Regions from separate parts of the Homo sapiens genome. Here region 2 is linked to region 1. Evidence: chromatin loops called from intact Hi-C (ENCODE). Cell type or tissue: ascending aorta. All regions are shown on one strand. Each heading gives the region's core, and the rest is flanking DNA. Links, peaks and the distances in the headings are about the cores only.

Region 1 (2,822 bases), core at 181-2,680:
TCTGTCTCTTCTTCCTACCCTCCAGCCCCCATTGCTGACTGCTGATGTTCCAGGTGGTGGGAGTTCTCCCCACCTGGGTCTGAGCACGTGGGCTTGTGGAGCAGAGTTCACAGAGGAAATGCAGTAGACAGAGAGTGTCTGGGGGAATATAAACTTTCGTTGTTATATGCTGCTAAGGTTTAGGCATTGCTTATTACCACAATATTATTTATAACTTAATTTTAACAAGTATTTTCACTATATTACATTTCAAATATATTTTTCAAATATGGCTTAGTGATGTAGAAATTAAAATAAATAGTTATTAACATTGCATGAGGCTAATTACTTTTAGGTAGTTGCTATTGATCTAACAGTTGCGCTGTAGAAAGTTCATATTCATTTTCTTGTCAAAACTTGGTAATTTTTACATTTTCTTCTTTGATAGACATGCATCTCCCCTCTGCAACCACTGTGGCAAGGCTTGAGAAAGGGTGATATGTCTTGTAAGATGTCCCTGTTTTACTTGATTATTCCAGTTTAATATTAATATATTAACCCAGGAGTGTGCTATCCTGGATACTTTTGATTTGTGTTTCCTTTCATCACTAATAAAACTAGAAGACAAATGTATCTACATTGTTCTTAGAGTCCCCTGTTTCATTACTACATTTCACAATTATTTTTGCTTAGCAAGCGAGGGCTATCAATATCAAAGTATAATACACCCCCTCCCTTCTGATAAAAAACTTTCCTATTTTTTTTGAAAGGCTTGAGTGTATCAAATGGTGTATTTTCATATGCAATTAGTGTTTTAATTGTACCTTTATTTTCTTTCTCACTTTGGAAGCATAGCATCTAGAATTGCTTTCTTCCTCATTGTTTTCATTTCTGTGTTCAGTTAAAAGCTAAATGAAAGGATGTTAACTGCCAACTTTAAAAATACATTTTATTTGTGAATTTCATTTGTTTAAATTGGAATGTTATAAATTATACAGATGGTAAAAATTTGATTTTCATTACTTGACAAAGTTGGCATGTATCTTTGTCTTTTAATTTGAATAAATATTTGGCTAGCCACTATTGTGTGCCTAGTAAATTTAGGTAGTGTTTCAAGCCACTTTTTAATATTATGTGCCTCCACTAGGTGGTGCTCATTCCTTCGGGACATCTGAGACCTAGCTTAAAGAATTTAGTTCTGTCACTGATGGGTTAAAGATAAAAGAAGCAAATTCAGGCCAAAGCAGTACGAAAAACTTGTGAAATTTTTTTATTTCATGTAATGAGTTGTGAAACTCTGTAGTAGAGGTATTTATTATTATTAATGTATGATATTTCCAAGAAATCAGTAATTTTATTATATGGCTCATTTATATAAAATGTATTTAAATAGTTATTATAGATTGTGTTAGATGATGGGGATGCAATGGTGAAAAACAGACACGGTGGTCTTAAACCATATGACTCTTGGAATCAACACTCAAGTAATCACTTGAGTAAGTGTGTAATTATTACTGAGATAGGGACAGGTTTTTGGTGCTTTGAGTGTATAAGGGGCAGAGAAGGGGGTATTTTCCAAGATTCTGGGAAGTTTTATTGAAGAACTGATCACTGATCTAGTTAAATAAGATCTGAAAGTTGCTGAAGAATTAACCAGTGTGAGTGTGTTGGAGGAGAAATTTCACAGTGATGAGGTTAGTGTGGGGTTGCAAGGAGTTCTTTATCTGCACCCCAGTCGTTGTAATGGTTGGATCCAATGGACCTTTTCAGTCCTGGAGACATCTGTTCTTCAGCTTTAATTTCTTGATAATTTCCTTCCCTCAGCTCTTCTCCTCTTCCATCTTTCTAGAAGTTCTTTTAGGTGAATATTGGCCTTTCTGGATTTTACCTTTGCTTTTAAAGAGATTTCTTCAACTTTTACTACATTTCTCTTTAAAATCTTAAAAATTCGCTGCTGCTATTTTAATTCCAGTACATTTGAGAAGAATGTCTCTGTTTCTTTTTTGTAACATCTTAGTCTCATTCCATGGATACACTATAGAATCTTTCTGAGGATAATTAAACAAAACAAAAGCCCCCTTTTTGTTGATTCTGTGTTCCATGAACTTTTCAAAGTTCTAAGTACCTTGTTTCTCTCTTCCAGCAACCCTTTAGATAGATATTAATCTTTACCCCATTGTAAAGATTAGAAGAATGAGGTACCACTTTGATTACACAGCCAGTTAGGTGGTAGAGCTGGTCTTGAACCCAGGTGGTCTGACTCAAGTTCTACATTTTTACTATCATGCTACTCTGCTTGTTGATGAGTATTCAGTAGAATGGTTTCGGTTTCATTTTCAATTCTCCTCATTTTGTTCACAATTTTTCTTTACTCTGGGACTTTTTTTTTCCTGTTTTGCCTGCTTGGTGTTTATCCTGTGGGGGCTTTCCTCAAATGTCTGCTTATTCTTGGTTGTCTGCCTGTGTTTAATAGTGAGTTGTTAAAAGAGCTGATTGGAAGATCTATGTGTTGGAGCAGGGCCTGGTGACAGGTGGAATCTCTGTAGAACAGTGGTTTTCGACTGAGTTGGATTCCTTCTCGCCTTTCCTGGTCATTTGGCAACATCTGGAGGCATCTTTGATGGTGATGACTTGAGGAGGGGGTACTGCTGGCATCTAGGAGAACAGCTCAGGGATGCTGCTGAACATCCTGCGATAGACAGGAAAGCCCCTCACAACAAAGAACTATTCAGCCTAAAATGTCAGTAGTGCCAGAACTTAAAAACTCTGCTTCAGAGGGAAAGGATGAAAAATCAGCTACTGTTGGTTACAGGAGGAGAGATTGCAAATCCCAGAATAAAGAG
Region 2 (2,822 bases), core at 42-2,541, 310 kb after region 1:
TAAACTTATCTTCTTTATAAATTACCCAGTAATTTATAAAGTATCCCTTCATAGTAACACAATTGGACCAAGATGATCCTTGGAAAAGTTGAGCTTTGGGGCTATGCTTTTGAAGTCCCCTGAAATTCTAAGAGCCCCTGTTTTTGCTTTTGAATTTACATGTGCATGGCCTCATTTGAGCCAAGTATATGGTTAGGATTTACAAATCACAATATTGTGAGGGGGCTCTGGGGTCAGACAGATCTGGAATCAAATCCTGCTTCTGCCACTCTGTCATTTTACCTTTTACATGTTAATTTATTCCTCTGGGTTTTCTTCATCTATGACATGCAAATACTAAAGCTCCATCTACCACCACTAACTGCCTCAAAGGGTAATTAGGATTAAACAGTGTTGGATATTTCAAGGTTAATACATTCATGTTTATAGTATTTTGATTTGAGAGCATCCTAATGCATAGAAGTGTAATAAAGTGACAGTATAGAAGACAATTGAAAATATAATCATTTCTTTTGTATTACACAGAAATCTTTATTGTAGAATTTTACAAAGAATGGCAATTAACTATTTTTCCAAATAAGCTTATGAATACATCAGAATTTAGAAGTATGTCCTAACTATCAGAAATTGTATTTAGATTTACTATTGAGAACCAGCCCACCAATATTGCTGCTGTCACTTCTCTCAGCAATCAGGTAAGGCAACGTGTTACAGAGAGAAAGTGGCTTCGCCCTCACACTTGCATAGAACCTGACTCGTGTCCTGCCTTCACCATTTAGTAGGAGTTTAGTTTGGTTTGTTGTAACCACAGTGAAAGCTTTCTTTTAAGGCTATGAGTTTGCAAACAATCAAATTCAATGAATGTTAGTTGAGTATCTACTAACTGCTAGAAACTGGCATAGGTACCAGGCATTCAACAATGAATGAGACAGCAAGAGTCCTCACCCTCCTGGGACTTACAGTTCAGGGTCAAAGACAAACAAAGAAACCACAACTATGTGCAGTGATAGGTGCTGTCATACAGGAGAACCAGGTATTATGGAAGATGCCACTTAACCCAGACTTGAGGTTCAGGAAAGGTTTCCTGAAGAAGAGCATACCTTAGTTGGCAGCTGAAGATGTGTAGGAATTCCCAAGCTAACAGGAAGACAGACAGAAAAGGTTTGTGCAGACTTGTGGAGACATGCACATTTGAGGACATGAAAACTGAAGGACTAATTCATAAAGTAGTGTTCCCTCTACTGGCTGGAGAGTTTTTAAAAATACAAATATTTTAGTGGACCTCACCCAGACTTAATGAATCACATTCTCAGGGAATGAGTGCCAGGGTTCTTATTATTAGCTCACATAGAGAGCCACTGGCTCAGGGTATATGTGGGGGAGGTTGGAGAAGAGGTGTCAAGGCAGGGAAGTTGAGGCTGGAGAGATAAACCAGGGGTGCACCTTGAAAGGTTTGCAAACAACGTTGTGGAGTTTGAATTTTATCCTAAGGGCAGGGGTTGCTGTGGAAGAATTTGGTGGGTATGGAGATGGGATCATCAGATTTACGGTTTCTAATGATCACTCAGTTGAGTAACACATGGTGCCTACCTTCATGAGGGATACAATCTATTTTATAAGGTTCAACCTCTTTGAGCCTCACTTTTAAAAACCTAAAATGGAAATAATACCCATTTTGCATGATTCCTGTGAGGTTTAACTGAAATAACTTATGTGAAGTGCGTAGTACCATGCCTGATACGCCGTTGGGATGCAAAAGATGTGAATTATTATTATTTGAGAAAGTGATAGAGCCAAGTAATTGGTGGACATTACACTCACCCCCATACAACCTTAGAGAAGGTGGAGATCTGACTCCAAGATCTTCTGACAAATTCTTTTCCTTGGCCCACACCTGGGACACCAGAAAGAGCCCACTATCACCCCACTCCTCACTCTCCCCTCACTCCCCACTCTCACCTCACTCCCCACTCTCACCTCACTCCCCATTCTCACCTCACTCCCCGCTCTCACCTCACTCCCCGCTCTCACCTCACTCCCCGCTCTCACCTCACTCTCCACTCTCACTTCACTCCTCACTCTCTAATTTGCATGGCTTTAGTTACAGTCTTTATTCTGATGAATTCCAAATCTCCACTTCCAGCCTGTTTTTTTTTTCTAAGCTCCAAGCCCATACATTCATCTGCATCCTAGATAGTTCCACTTAAATGTCTGTGGGTACTTCATTCAAATTAGGTCTTCTAATATCATATGCCACCCCAAGAAAACCAAACCAAGTCAAACCAAACCCAGCTCTTCCAACATTAGCCCTACTAAGTTGAGCCAGAGACGTGGGAATCATCTCAAATCACTCATCTCTATCTTCTCCAAGCAAGCTTCCCAAATCCACAATCTTCTCTCCAGGCATAGACCACCACCCTCCCCCAAACCATCACCACTTCCCATGTGGTCTAGCGAAATAGCCCCTGTGTTCCCTATACCATTCTTTGCACCCACTCCAACCCTGCACCCTGTAATTCTGAGAAATCTTCTAAGATAAAAAATTGATAAAAATCCTTCCCCCACACTTCAGCCTCTTCAGGGGCTTTCCAATGCCCTTAAAAATGAACTCCAAACCCTTTACCAAGATGCTCCCTGAAGGATCTTAAAGGTGAGACCCTTCAAGATCTCACCTCTTAAGTCTCACTTTCTCCCATGCTGCCTTTCTTATTTTGTGCTCCAGTCATTCTGAACTAGAAAAAAAAAAAATCACCTTCTCTCTCGCTGTCAGATCTGTGCAACATGATGATTTGTCCAACCAGAATCCCTTTCACGCTGGATAA

What was found. Hi-C counts contacts between places; a loop is a spot of excess contacts. Peaks named below come from ENCODE experiments on the same cell type or tissue, not always from the same donor. Only the 100,000 strongest peaks of a DNase experiment are listed, where the experiment ranks them.
Region 2: it touches region 1 in a loop (4-fold over the local background); 8 of 110 quality-filtered maps call a loop at or near these places.

Annotation. Positions count from the first base shown.
Region 1 is chr10:28,178,000-28,180,821 of GRCh38, reverse strand. All of the region lies in intron 3 of MPP7 (MAGUK p55 scaffold protein 7), which reads left to right. Among named protein-coding and RNA genes, the nearest start is that of SNORD130, 110 kb to the right of the region's middle. In ascending aorta, for the core only: a CTCF peak has its summit at 1,119 (motif pointing right); no DNase peak of the experiment used is centred there; H3K4me3 peaks cover 1,543 bases; H3K27ac peaks cover 1,390 bases.
Region 2 is chr10:27,863,745-27,866,566 of GRCh38, reverse strand. The region is part of intron 17 of ODAD2 (outer dynein arm docking complex subunit 2); the gene reads left to right. Among named protein-coding and RNA genes, the nearest start is that of MKX, 120 kb to the right of the region's middle. In ascending aorta, for the core only: a CTCF peak has its summit at 1,230 (motif pointing left); no DNase peak of the experiment used is centred there.